2 separate regions of the Homo sapiens genome follow, and region 2 is linked to region 1. Evidence: chromatin contacts called from ENCODE Hi-C or POLR2A ChIA-PET data. All regions are on one chromosome and are shown on one strand. The core of a region is the stretch at or near the end of the contact, and the rest is flanking DNA. Distances in the headings are between cores, read along the strand shown.

Evidence for each region. Hi-C counts contacts between places; a loop is a spot of excess contacts on that map. ChIA-PET counts read pairs that join two places held with the same protein, here RNA polymerase II (POLR2A). Pooled maps may share reads with other maps.
Region 2: a map of naive thymus-derived CD4-positive, alpha-beta T cell shows a loop between it and region 1 (6-fold over the local background). The contact joins the promoter of CEMIP2 here to the promoter of CARNMT1 in region 1. A Hi-C loop is called at or near these places in 1 of 168 maps with a recorded cell type or tissue (naive thymus-derived CD4-positive, alpha-beta T cell) and 13 of 50 pooled maps. POLR2A ChIA-PET finds 5 or more read pairs at or near these places in 1 of 52 experiments (MCF 10A).

Annotation. Positions count from the first base shown.
Region 1 is chr9:75,026,852-75,033,224 of GRCh38, reverse strand. It overlaps CARNMT1 (carnosine N-methyltransferase 1), which reads left to right and starts at 4,932. Exons shown (of 8, transcript NM_152420.3): 1 at 4,932-5,213. The coding sequence starts at 4,984. RefSeq lists a silencer at 4,711-5,400 and an enhancer at 6,051-6,100.
Region 2 is chr9:71,763,051-71,769,844 of GRCh38, reverse strand. It overlaps CEMIP2 (cell migration inducing hyaluronidase 2), which reads left to right and starts at 1,332. Exons shown (of 24, transcript NM_013390.3): 1 at 1,332-1,488. RefSeq lists enhancers at 311-992, 993-1,674, 6,599-6,743, a silencer at 568-1,237 and a cis regulatory region at 6,665-6,678.

The sequences.
Region 1 (6,373 bases), core at 3,683-6,182:
TATTTTGTGGGGCGGTCTCCTGAGCCAAAGTAGGCTGAGAGAAACGCCCTAATTTTTATGCAATTGTATCTCGTGTGTAGATTTGTGTGACCACTGCTATAGTCAACATACAGGACAGTTCTACTACAAGTTTCCCTTGAGCTACCCTTTCATAAACATAGACACCGCCCTTACTCCCCACCACCGCCAACCCCAAGCGACTAATCATCTGTTCTCCATCCCTATAATTTTGTCATTTTGAAAATGCTACATAAATGTAATCGTATTACTTGAAGCCAGGAGTTCAAAACAAGCCTGGGCAACCAAGCAAGGGCCCGTCTCACAAAAGAAAAAAAAAATCAGCCAGGTGTGGTGGTGCACATCTGTAGTCCCAGCTACTCACAGAGGCTGAGGCAGGAACATCGCTTGAACCAGGAGCTCAAGACTGCACTGGGCCACTGTCACACCACTGCATTTCAGCCTGGGTGAAACAGTGAGACCCTGTCTCTAAAAAAAAAAAAAATAAAGTAAAATAAATACAATCATACAGTATGTAACCCTTTGAGATTGCCCTTTTTTCCATTCAGCATAATCCCTTTGAGATTCTTCCAAATTATTACATATATCAAGAGTTCATTACTTTGTATTGCTGAGTAGCTACAGTTTGTTTAACCATTCATCTGCTGAAGGACATTTGGGTTGTTTTCAATTTCTGGCTTTTACAAATAAAGCTGCTATGAACTTTTATGTACAGGTTTTTGTGTGTACATGTTTTCATTTATCTGAGATAAATGTCTAAGAGCGTAATTGCTGGGTTGTATGGTAAGTGCACGTTCAGTTTTGTAAAAAAAAATCACTATACTCTTTGCATGACAGTTCCCAGTGGCCTTGGACTGATCAACTTCTCCCCAGTTTCTCACTTGTATTAATAGTTCTCAAGAATAACTGTAGAATGTGCTAGGAATGCAATATCCTGAGATAAGGAGGGACTGGCTGAAACAGCCCAGGCTCTGTTCCAGTCCCTCCTAGAAACAGGATGTCCTTCATCATTTTAGCCCAACATGTCATGTTGCCTCCAGAATATAAAACCCAAGATGGTCTGCTTTCCAGGGTCACTCAGCTGTGGTACAAATGGGGTACACACAAATGAGACTCCATCCTTCCGGGGCAACTTTCCTGAGTCTCGGGAGATTGGCTCACAGTGAATCCTATGCTTCGGTTTTCCCTTGTTGCCTAGCTGTAAATAATAAATTCACTTCATGTAACTTGTACACATGGGTGTTCTGTCTCACCAGACTCAGTTGGTAACCAGTGCACAGCAAACCTGCTTTGCACTCTTTTCCAGAGTGGCTGCACCGTGTTACATTTCCAGCAGCAGTGTGCAAATGTATGTAAGCAGTTTAAGTGCTTAACCAACAGTTCTTCAGAATAACTAACAAAAGCACGATGGTGCTTTTTACTTATTAATTCCTGGAGATTAATTGGTCTCCTTCTGATAAAAACATTCCAAATCTTTCAGCTCAAATCACTCTATGGTTTGGGAAGATATCAGTGGAAGAAACTCACTGCAAAGAAGTTAAGTCAAAGAAGTCCTAAGAAAAGTGTTTTAAAACAAGGCTAAAACTTTATTCTAAAGACAACTGAGAGTAGGGAAGGTAACTAAGATTTATTGAGCCTATATACCAGGCATTTTTCAGTCTTTATCTCATGTATTCCTCCCAATGACCCTGTAAAAAGGGTAATATGTCTATTTCATAAATATTACAATTGCCGAGCTTGGTGGCCCATGCCTGTAATCCTAGTACTTTGGAGGCCAAGGCAGAAATATCGCTTGAGCTCAGGAGTTCAAGATCAGCCTGGGCAAAATAATGAGACCTCATCTCTATTAAAAATTTAAAAAAACATTAGCTAGGAGTGGTGGCGCATGCCTGTTGTCCCAGCTACTCAGGAGGCTGAGGTGGGAGGATCACGTAAGGCCAGGAGGTCAAGGCTTCAGTAAGCCATGATCACATCACTGCCCTCCAGCCTGGGTGACAGAGCCAGACTCTGTACCCCACCCCACTCAAAAAAAAGTAAGAAAGAAAAGAAAAAGAAATATAAGAAATATTGCAATTGAAGCTTTACATAATGTTTCATACAGGTTATGGAATTACTAGGTGGTGAAGTGAGAGTGAGAGGCCCATACTTGTAGCTTCTGCTGCCTTCAGCTCAGGGCAAAGAAACATAGAAGGCAATCAACATGTTTGTTGAAAAAAAAAAAGAATAAATGAATGAGTGACTTAACTTCAGCTCTGCTATTTATGTGTCCCTGGGCAGGAAAATTAATTTCTTTGAGTCTATTTCTTCATTTCTTATAGCAAGATAATAATGACATCTAGTTCACAGAGCTAAGGGACAAATAAGGTGATAAACTGGGAAAACAATTTGAAAAATATTAATTAAACAAATGTTAGCTAGCATAATATTTAAAAAGTACAGTCACAGTCATAAACAAATATTGATAAATATAGGTATGAGAGGAGGGTGGGTGTATGAAGATCACTTAATATCTCTGATTCCCTGGTTTCCTCACCTGTAAGATCACAACTGAGTTTAAAGCTGAGCACCTTCATGACACAGACTCTAAGACTCACCAAGTTAGGAGACAGAGTCAAGGAAGCCTCTGCACATAACTTTAATTTGAAAATGTTTATTCTACCTCCGAGGATATTTCAAAGTATGGAGCTGATTATCTTTATCCATGACATTCTGGCCTTTATCAATTAGGTCATTCAGACCTATATCAATACATTTAATGAATTACAACATGTAAAACTTCTGTGCATGTGTACATGAGAACAGTATTAGAAACAGCTACTACTATGAGTGTTTATACATAACTTCCGAACAATTAGTGTTTGGAAAAATAGACATTAGATAGAAAATCTGGAAGAATGGGCAAGGAATTGGTATATTGTGTCTGGAGAGGAACATAGCTGGCTAGGGACAGGTAAAACAATTATTCACACTTGGCCGAGCGTGGCGGCTCACGCCTGTAATCCCAGCACTTTGGGAGGCCCAGGCAGGTGGATTGCCTGAGTTCAGGGAGACTAACCTGCGCAACATGGTGAAATCCCGTCTCTACTTTAGTATTTTCAAATACAAAAAATTAGCCAGGTGTGGTGGCGCATGCCTGTAATCCCAGCTACTCGGGATGCTGAGGCAGGAGAATCGCTTGAGCCTGGAAGGCCGGGAGGTTGCAGTGAGCTGAGATCGTGCCACTGCACTCCAGCCTGGGCAGCAGAGCGAGACTGTCTCCAATTCATATTTGTAATCCTTTGCACTTTCTTTTTGAATTTTGAAACATGTATTACTGCATTACTATTAATAGACTCACGTTTTAGAAAACTTTTATATAAAAATGTTGTCATTTTAAGCATTACCTTTATTTCAACTATTAATTTAAATTATGAAAATATGAAGCCACTTCACTTTCAATATGGTTGTAACTTTTTAACAGACTTTGTGGTCACTGGGCATATTTAACCCCTCGAATAAAGCAATCTTTCCCTTTTATCATTACTTTGTAAGACTCATTTGCTGGGTGGTGGATTAAATTGAACAGAATAAGTTATTTCTTTTTCTTTTCTTTTTTTTTTTTTTTTGAGACGCTGTCTCGCTCTGTCGCCCAGGCTGGATGGCACGATCTCGGCTCACTGCAAGCTCCGCCTCCCGGGTTCACGCCATTCTCCTGCCTCAGTCTCCAGAGCAGCTGCGACTACAGGCGCCAGCCACCAAGCCCGGCTAATTTTTTGTGTTTTTAGTAGAGACGGGGTTTCACCATGTAAGCCAGGATGGTCTTGATCTCCTGACCTCGTCATCCGCCCACCTAGGCCTTCCAAAGTGCTGGGATTACAAGCGTGATTCACCGCGCCCGGCCCCAGAATAAGTTATTTCCCAAGAGCCACCCTTAGATGCTGGTAGGTGTAATGGTCTTCCCAAGACCAGGTGCTGGATAGAAGGTCCTTGCATTTTCCTCATCTGTTGCCATCCTCAGTAAAGGAGGAATTAGGACTGCCGCAAGCCCCTAAAGACTGGAAAGATGGGACGGGCGCGATGGCTCACGCCTGTAATCCCAGCAATTTGGGAGGCCGAGGAGGGTGGATCGCCTGAGGCCAGGAATTCCAGACCAGCCTGGCCAACATGGTGAAACCCCATCTCTACTAAAAATACTAAAATTAGCCGGGCGTGGTGGCGCGCGCCTGTAATCCCAGCCACTCGGGAGGCAGAAGCAGGAGAATCGCTTGAACCCAGGAAGCAGAGGTTGCAATGAGCCGAGATCGCACCACTGCACTCCAGCCTGGGCGACAGAGTGGGGAAAAAAAAAAAAGTGAAAAGATGATGGCGCCCACTTCCGACCCCCTTAAGTAATTAAAAATAGGAATTCATTTAGGAAGTGAATTAAAACTTAAATTAGGGTGGATACAAGACGTTCCTTCTAGACTTTCTGAAATAAAAATTCCGAATAAAATCATCAAAGCCGAACTTTTCCTTTTTGCCTTTCCCTTCTTTGCTAGTGCCTGGGACCGCGTTCAGCCTCCAGCTCAACAATCCGGCACTCGCCGGCTTTTAAGTCCCACCCACGCGGCCGCGCACAGGTAACGGCAGTGCCAGTCCCACCCCACCTACGAGCTCCTCCTCCGCCTCCCACCAAGGGGCCTTGGCCCCGCCCTTGGAAGCGTGGTTGTGACGTCAGCGCGCTGTCTCCGAAGCCCGGCAGCAAATGAGCGCAGACCGCACGGGCCCTCCGCGTACCAAGGCACACGCATGCGCATTGGTTCTGGGAGCCCTGAAGACCTGGCGGAGCCCAGCGCGGATGGAGGCCTGAGGGTGGCGGGGGCGGAGCGCGCCGCGAGCTGGGGGCATGTCCGCGGCGGGCGCCGTCTAGAGGAAGGCCAAGCAGCCGCCACCACGCTGTCGGTCGCGGAGAGACGCAAGCGAGCCAGGCCGAGGGCCGCGGCGGCGATGCAGCGACGGCGTCGCCCTCCGCCGCCCACCTCCCGGCTGCCCGAGGGCTGCGGGGGAGGAGGCGGTGGCAGCGAGGAGGTGGAAGTGCAGTTTTCCGCCGGGCGTTGGGGCTCGGCCGCGGCGGTTTCGGCGGCAGCGGCGGCGGCCACGCGCAGCACCGAGGAGGAGGAGGAGAGGCTTGAGCGTGAGCACTTCTGGAAGATCATTAATGCCTTCCGCTACTACGGGTAAGGAGCCCGTGGCGGACCCCGGCCCAGACCGTCGGGGCGCCCACTGGTGGCGGCGGACCCGCCGGAACGGGGGCGCTCGCCGTCCCGCCGCCACGCCTCCGAGGCGTCGGGACCCGGCTGCTGCAGCTGACCTCCGGGCCCCGAGTCACCTCGCACCACCCCAGCCCCTCCCGGCCCTGCACACCCGCGTGTCCGCCGCGCCGTCTGCTGCACAGCCTCGTGTCTTCTGACCTCAGGATCAGATTAGCTCTCCTGCCTCCGTCCTCGTAAAGGTTTGGCTTTGAGGCCGATGGGGGTGACCAGAGAAGCGCTGTAACAATTTCAGATAGAAGACGATGGTGGTACAATCGTCCACTGCTGGGCTGATTGGTGTGTGTGGTCGATGTCCTCCAAACTGAACACACGGAGAGCCCAAGTTCACCTACGCGTGGGATGCTGTAGGACGTATTTTCCCAAACTGTTACCAGTGCTTGTAAGAGCAGTTTAAGATTTCCACCCACCCCTCTTTGGCGCTGTGAACGCACTTGCACTTTTGTGTGAGCGATTGAATGATGCTGCTCAGTGTCTTTAACTGGTGGGTGATTAAGGGCGGAAGTGGTCCGGATATTCTAAAATTTGCTAATTATTAGGAGAGATGAGAGAAGTCACAATAAGAGCTGCCTTTACGTTCTTTTTTTCTGCAAATCTGTATCTAATTCTCCCTGGTGTGCTAGGCACTGTGGTAGGACCTTTATGCTCCTCATTCATAAAAACAGCTCCCTAACTTCCACGTTTCTTCTAGATAGATGTTAAAGTAGCTTAATCACAAAATTATAATTCCAAGAGCTGAAAGGGACTTAAATCAACTGGATTTTCAGGTGAAGATAACACTTTTATTCACGTAAGAGATATGAGTCCACCGGTGACTATGTTCTGAGGCTGCAGTTGGAATCAGACAGACATGACCTCCTACGCAGGTAAACCTGTTCCCATAGGTGGGTTCCTGCTGTGCTTTATGCAAAGTTTTTTTATATTGTTCATCTTATGTATTATAGTTGTTTTTATAAATCTCTTGCTTTGCTGTGACCTCCTCAAGGGCAGGGGCTGAGTCTTTTTTATTTTTATGTCACTAGTGCTTGGCATATGTTGTTTAAGCTCTATTTTTAACAAAACAAATA
Region 2 (6,794 bases), core at 83-2,582, 3.3 Mb after region 1:
TTGTATATTATTCACTGAAAGAGTTTCCTGGAGGGAAAACTTCCAATTCCAATTAAATCGAGGATGACGACGGCCCGGATTTGGCAGTCCTGCAGCTGTCACTAGCTCGGGACCTCGTGCGTCTGAGTGATCCAGCCCGGGCCGCGCCCTCACCCAGAGCCAAGGCTGTGAGAGCAGCTCCAGCGAGGGGGCAGGGTGGCGGCGGCAGGGCTGCTTCAGGGCCGGTGCCGGTGTCCTCAGAGCGGCGTTTTGGCACTGGGGTGGGCCGGGGCGTGGCTTTCGGCGCCACCTCTGCAAGCGGCCGCCACTCCAGAGTGGCGCAGGTAGGGGGCGTGGGAAGACCTAAGTATATTTATTCCGGCCTGCGAGCGGGATGCTGGGGTTGCTCCAAGGGACCAGAAGAGCTGCCCTGTGTCCCAGAGCAGGCTGGTTCTTCTGACAGCGCTGAGAACCTGGCGCTCGCGCCTGGCCAGGTAGGGGCTGTGACTGGACGCTCAGAACATTTGTGGGAGTGTGGAAATCTCTTTACGGGTGATGGGGCTCAAAGTCTGACGCAGCCGAGGGTTGATGGGGTGCAGTCACGCTCAGCCAGGGGACTTTGGGGGCGCAGTGTCAGGCTCAGCCAGGGAGTGACAGGCGCAGTACCAGCCTTATCTGGGGGTGCTGGAGGCACAGGCTCCGGTTCGGCCAGGCGGGTGTGCGCGCCCAGGAAGGGTAGGAGCCTGCAGCCGCAGCGGGGGGCGCTGGCTGGGGCTCTGCCCCGCCGGCAGTGCGCTCGGGCGCTGTTCCAGCGCGCGGCAGCGAGTGGCGCTGAGCCTCCGCTTTCGCAGCTCGCGGGGAGCGGGGCCGGCGGGAGGGGCCGGGCGGGGCCACCGCCTCCTCTGATGGCAGGCTCCTCCTCTCCCTCCGCCTCCCTCGCTCTCCACCGCCCGCCCGCCCGCCCGCCCAATCCACAGTTCCCGGCCCAGCCGAGCCGGGCTGCTTGTCTGGCCGGCGGAGGCTGAGCGCGACCCTAGCAAGCCGCGGCGCCCGCCGACCAGGGACAAGAGCGACTCCTGGGACCCCACTCTGCCCCGCGCCGCCGCCTCCTCCCCTGTTGTCGCGGGGACGCTCAGGCCCGCGCCGCCCGGGCCACGATTCTCCTCCTCTTTCTCCCGGAGGGGAAGGAACGGAGAAAGCCGAGCGGCGGCTCCGGGAGAGAGCGAGCCGAGGCCCCTGCCCCCGAGGCTCGGGGCAGGAGGAGGAGGAGGAGGAGGAGGCGGAGGCGGAGGGAAGTGCGCGTCACTCTCGGGAGGAGAGTATTTCACCTCCAGGCAGAGGCTGCGGCTGCCAGTTGAGTACGAGCGGCAGCTGCGGGCGCCGGCAATCGAGTGGCTTCCTGGCCATGGAGAGGAGATCTGGACCCGAGGACGCCAGGGACTCCTCTCCGTCTCCCTGGACCGCTGTGTAGGCACCTGAGTTAACGGACGCTAAGCGGGGTAGGGGAAGGTAAGAAGCGACTCGGTCACCCGCCCCCCCACCCCGCTCCACCTCGTTTGCTGCCCTCGGGGGCCACTGCGGGGACGCAGACCCGGGTCTCGCCCACCTTTTCTGCTCCCGGCGGCCTGGCCGGCTCCGGCGTTGGGCATTTCTGCCGAAAAGGAAAACGTCCTCCCGCCCTTCCCCCGTGCGCCTCCTTTCCCGGTTTCATCTCTGGATTGGGACTGACCCGACTCCCCAGGAGTCAGTCCTCTCTTCTTAAGAAAGGGTCCTCGGGAACGGTGTCTTGATTTCTTTCTCTCCACTCTCTCTTTTCATTACGTTTACGGGGAAGGGAACAATGGACCTTTCAAAGTCGGTGCGAACAGCCTTAAACTTTCTGGAGAGGGATGGGGTGAGGGGATAAACCCCACAGTAAGCCGATTACAGTGAAAGGTTGATGGAATGTGCTTTGCAGTCCGGGCTTCAGTGCGCGCGCGCTTGTGCGTTTGGGGTCATCTTTGTCTCCTTACAATTCCCCTGGGTTGGTGGGTCCTCCGCCCTCCGCCCCCTGCCTCTCTGTTAGCTGAGGTAAGGTGAGGCTTTAAAATCGTGTACAGCTTCCTTTAAATCTGGGGAATAGCCTTAGCCCTGGACCCTATTCCCAGCTTTTCTCTGCAGAGTTGGGAGATCCTGGTAAAGGAGGGGGGCCCTCTCTGTGAGGACCCAGAGTGCTGCTGTTAATAGCACTAGTGGCTACACCCTTAGCGATAAAACCAAGGTCCTGAATTCCCTGGATGCTCTCTGCTGAGGGTTGATGAGTGTCACCAGACTTCGACCTGGAGCGGAAACAGCTCACTTGAATTCTCCGCAGGTTAGGAAAACAGACTTTGATATATATCTCCTTTTATCAGCAGTTGGGATTAAGGATAGACTGCCTAATAATTTTTAAAACTTTCATTGTGCACATGAGCTACTCACTGCCTTGAGTTCACTCCCCTTGATTCAGTGTGACAGAGTGATGCGCTGCTGCACAGTTGCATGTATTGAGATGTGCTGCTCTTCCCGGTAAAAAGTGAGAAGAATTTAGAGAGAGGGGAAAGGGTAGAGGCTTCACCTGAGCTGAGGGAGGCCTGACTCCCCAGAGCAGCCAGGCAAATCTGTTGGAAATGGCTCAGTGTTAAAAAAACACCTTTAAAATGGTTAGCCTTATCTTTCTTTGGTTGGCTAGAATGGAGCTACTAATGCTTATTTGACCCTTGAAGGACGCTTGTTCTTTTCAGAATTGGTCTGGGTATCATACTGTGGTTGTGGGTCTGATTACCTATACAAAGGGTTCTTTTTAGTTTGCATTTCTGGGCAAAGCAGAAGAATGTGTAGTAGGCATGTCCTCTGCTTAGTAAACATTGGGTAGCACTTTAGAGTGCTTTTCTCTTCACACCGAAATGACTTCCCCCAGCTTCTGTGTACCTGCATTAGAGGATCAGTTTGGGCGGAACTGGAAATCTGTCTTCTGGCTTTCTGTTCAGTCCTCCTGACGCTGTTTTTTTCTGATGTATGTGTGCTTAAAGGCTCAGAAAACTAAGATTAGAAGCGAATTCTGAGTCATCACCTGTTCTTATTAACCTGTGAATGAGATAGTGAGCTGAGGACTCTCCTGTGTGTGGACAGGGAAATAGAATCTGTAAATTCTTACATGGTGTTTATCTGGATATTCTGTGTCACAGTTAATTATTTGAGTAGTCTCCTTCCTTGATCTAGTCTGTAACCAGTGACTTTTCAGAAATGTCAGATTCATAACAGGAAACCAGAATGGGGCAACACTTCAGTCATGTTCTAATAGGCCTAATCAATGCTGTCCTCAAACAGCTATCAAGAAAAGACAAGCTGGAGGGTAATGTAGTCTTGTGGGCCATTATCTTGAAGTTGACAGGGTACTGCTTAGAGCTACATGCTTTGGGCAAGTTTCTGAAATTGAGAAAGACAAGCCACATTTTAGAAAGAGGAAACTTAGGCCGGGCACAATTGGCTCACGCCTGTAATCCCAGCACTTTGGGAGGCCGAGGCAGGTGGATCACCTGAGGTCGGGAGTTTGAGACCAGCCTGGCCAACATGGTAAAACCCTATCTCTACTAAAAATACAAAAAAAAATTAGCCAGGTGTGGTGGTGCACGCCTGTAATCCCAGCTACTCGGGAGGCTGAGGAAGGAGAATCGCTTGCACCTGGGAGGTGGAGGTTGCAGTGAGCCGAGATCGTGCCACTACACTCCAACCTAGGTGATGGGAACGAGACTCCATCTGAAAAAAAAAAAAAGAAAAAAAAGAAGAAACAATAATCACTACCAAATTCATGGTCTTAGACTCACATGGAGTGCTGTATGTAAATGTGTGCATTGTGATGTGTGCTCTAAAATATGTATGAGCATTGCATCATTCACCCACCCACCATCCATTCAGCTAGCACTTATTAATCACCTATTGTGGTCCAGACCCTCTGGAAGCAATTGCAACACCTGCTTTGTGGAGCATTCATGTTGGTAAAGAGAAGGAGTTGAAGTGGTTGCAACCCGGGAGGCCACAGGGATTGAAGATACCTGTGTCACTTGCAACTAGAGAGATGACAATCTCTGCTATTGAAGAAATGAGCCTAGCCCCGGACATAAGGAAATGAACAATTAGAAGGTCCAATAAGTGCATGTCTGGGAGAATTACGCACAGAACGCTCTAAGAAGCCAGAGAAGGAACAGTTGGGGGTGGGGGAGCAATTTTGTGAGAAATAAAATTTGTTAAATCAGACAAAATAGTAGGGACTGAAAACTAGTGTCAGAAGTACTATCTTAAAATGGTGAAGATTGGAGGACTTGAAGTCAGACTTGGATTTAAAACAAGGCTTGGCACTTGCTAAACATTTGCTGTGGGCAAATCCCCTAATCCTTCTCACGTTGTTTCTTCACCTGAAAAAGGAGTTTTAAAATGCTTTATGGGAATGTTTTGGGGATTCAATTTGAGTAAGTTTGCTATGTATTAATATATGATAAAGTACTGTACAGGCTAATGCTGTCTGGTATCAAAAGGTACTTTCAAAAGTTTTTTAAAGCTATAAATAGATATAAATCATAGCTTAATCAGGTCTCAGCTACAGATTTTCATTTTATTGGCCCTTTCCAGAATGATCTGAATCCCATCTTGAGAGCAAGTCTTTAGACTTTTAAGCTAGTTACTGTCATATGGTATTGCTCTCTTGTCCAGGCTTCTTCCCATCCCAGCCACAGGAAATCTTTTCATTTCTCTTGGATTGTGAGCATTAGTGAGAAGAATGGGCTGTCTAGTACAGTACATCAATTGAAAAGGTCTTGTCTGGTTTTGTACGGTAACATCCATTCTCCCCTCTGCCTCCCAAGCCAAGCTAGCCCTTCTGTTTTCCTCTCTCTCAATATGATGAATATGGAAAAGGAAAAAAAAAAAAAGGAAGAAAAGCTATGCATCTGCCTTTTTGAGAGTATGAAAATCCCCATTACTAGTTTTCTCCATTTGTAAAGAGGTATAATTTTCATCTAGATTGTTAAAGTCTATTCTCTCAATAGCAGCAGCTGCTGTCTAGGCGAATCTGTTAGCAATACTCGCTTTAGTTCTCCACTTGAAATGGACTTAAGCCCATCTGACATTTTAATAAATTGCCTTTGATAGAAATCCAAACTCAGATATTTAAAACTATCAAGTGAACTGTGCCCTTTTGCCAGGGGTGCGGTGGGGAGGGGGGTAATGAATGTAAATCAGTTTTCTAGACACTGCTACATATGCTGAATCTTAGCATGTCGCTTGAAGGGACCTCAAAGATAATATTAAAACAAGGAAGTTGGGACCCAGAGAGGCTAAATAATTAGGTAAGGTCATATAGTAAATTAATAGCCAAGCAGGGACAAGAACTCCTTTGTCCCTGTTTCCAGTCAGCACTTTTTTTTTTTTCTTTCTCAGATATATTCTTATTTTATTCCTGTTTGGCTTTGTTAGCAATTTAATTAGTTTAATGATCAGATAATTTGTATTTGGGCTTTGAAAGTCACTGCTTTCAGGTTTAAGGCAGACACTATGTATATTTTTTCATTGCCTACTACTTACACATGATGGTGGGGTGATGTTACTTGTAACAAATTTCTGGGAAATAAGGAACTAAGTGTAAAAATAGCATTAGCTTTACTTGTATTTTCTATAAACAGGATGGAAATTTAAAGTACTGTAGATGTGCACATTTTTTAGAAGAAGCAAGTTCCTGGAAACCCTGTTCAGATTTGGCTTGTGAATCATAGAATAAAAGCATACTAGAATATGTTTGCATGTTCTTTTTTTTCTTCTTCAAAACTTATGGCTGTAGGTCATGTTTGCTTGTTCTTTTGTTTTCCTGGTACTTGCTTTGGGAAGCCTTTAATATTGGTTGTCAGGAACTATGTTCAGCAACTATTTTATTGCATTCCTAGGATGTGCAAGGCACTGTACTGGTTGCTGTGAGCAATACAGAGATAAATTAAGCATAGGGTTTTTATTAAAATGTCTTTAAAAAAAGTGAAAGACTCATAAACTGTATGTCTTAAAACACAGAATTGCTATCTCCCAACAAATCAGTCCTTTGATCTATAAGGCAAATCTGCTTTGAAATTGTTAATATTAGGGTAACCTAGTAACCAGATTTGTAACAAGACATTTATTTTCTTTACACGGTGAAAAGTGATAAACCTTTTTACATTTGTTGTATCAAGGGTCCATTGTAGTTTGAACAATAAGTAAAAGTTCAATATTTGATAAGAATTTTATGTGAAAAGTTTGCCTGGTAGAGATTGTGGCATTCTTAATCCTCATATTTTTTAATAAGGCTTTACCACTGGTTAGAAGTGTCATTAGGATGTTGTTGCCTGAAAGAGTTGAAATTTAAGACAATCCACATTGAGCCCATGAGAAAAGAATTGACCTCTGACTGAGTTTCATGTAAGTATCTTAAAACATATGAATATCCACTATAAATTTGATATCGTGGTCAGGTCAGATTAAGTCCCCCTCCAGTGTGAAATTGTTATCGATTTGGGGGCTCTTACTTAATTATTGGTGTGCACTTTGGAGACAGCAAGCCTTCTGTTGTCTTAATGGTCTCTGTAATGGTGATTCACTTCCCTGAAGAATGAATCATTTTTTCACATACAATGAAGTTTGGAAAGTTAATTATTAACATTTTAGGAATGGGAAAGATTTAGCTTAACACAGGGACATATGCCTGATTCCTGTTTCAGGAGGAATTAGAAAAATGAGTTCTTGAGGTTTTCTTTTTTTTTTTTTTAAGTTGTGGT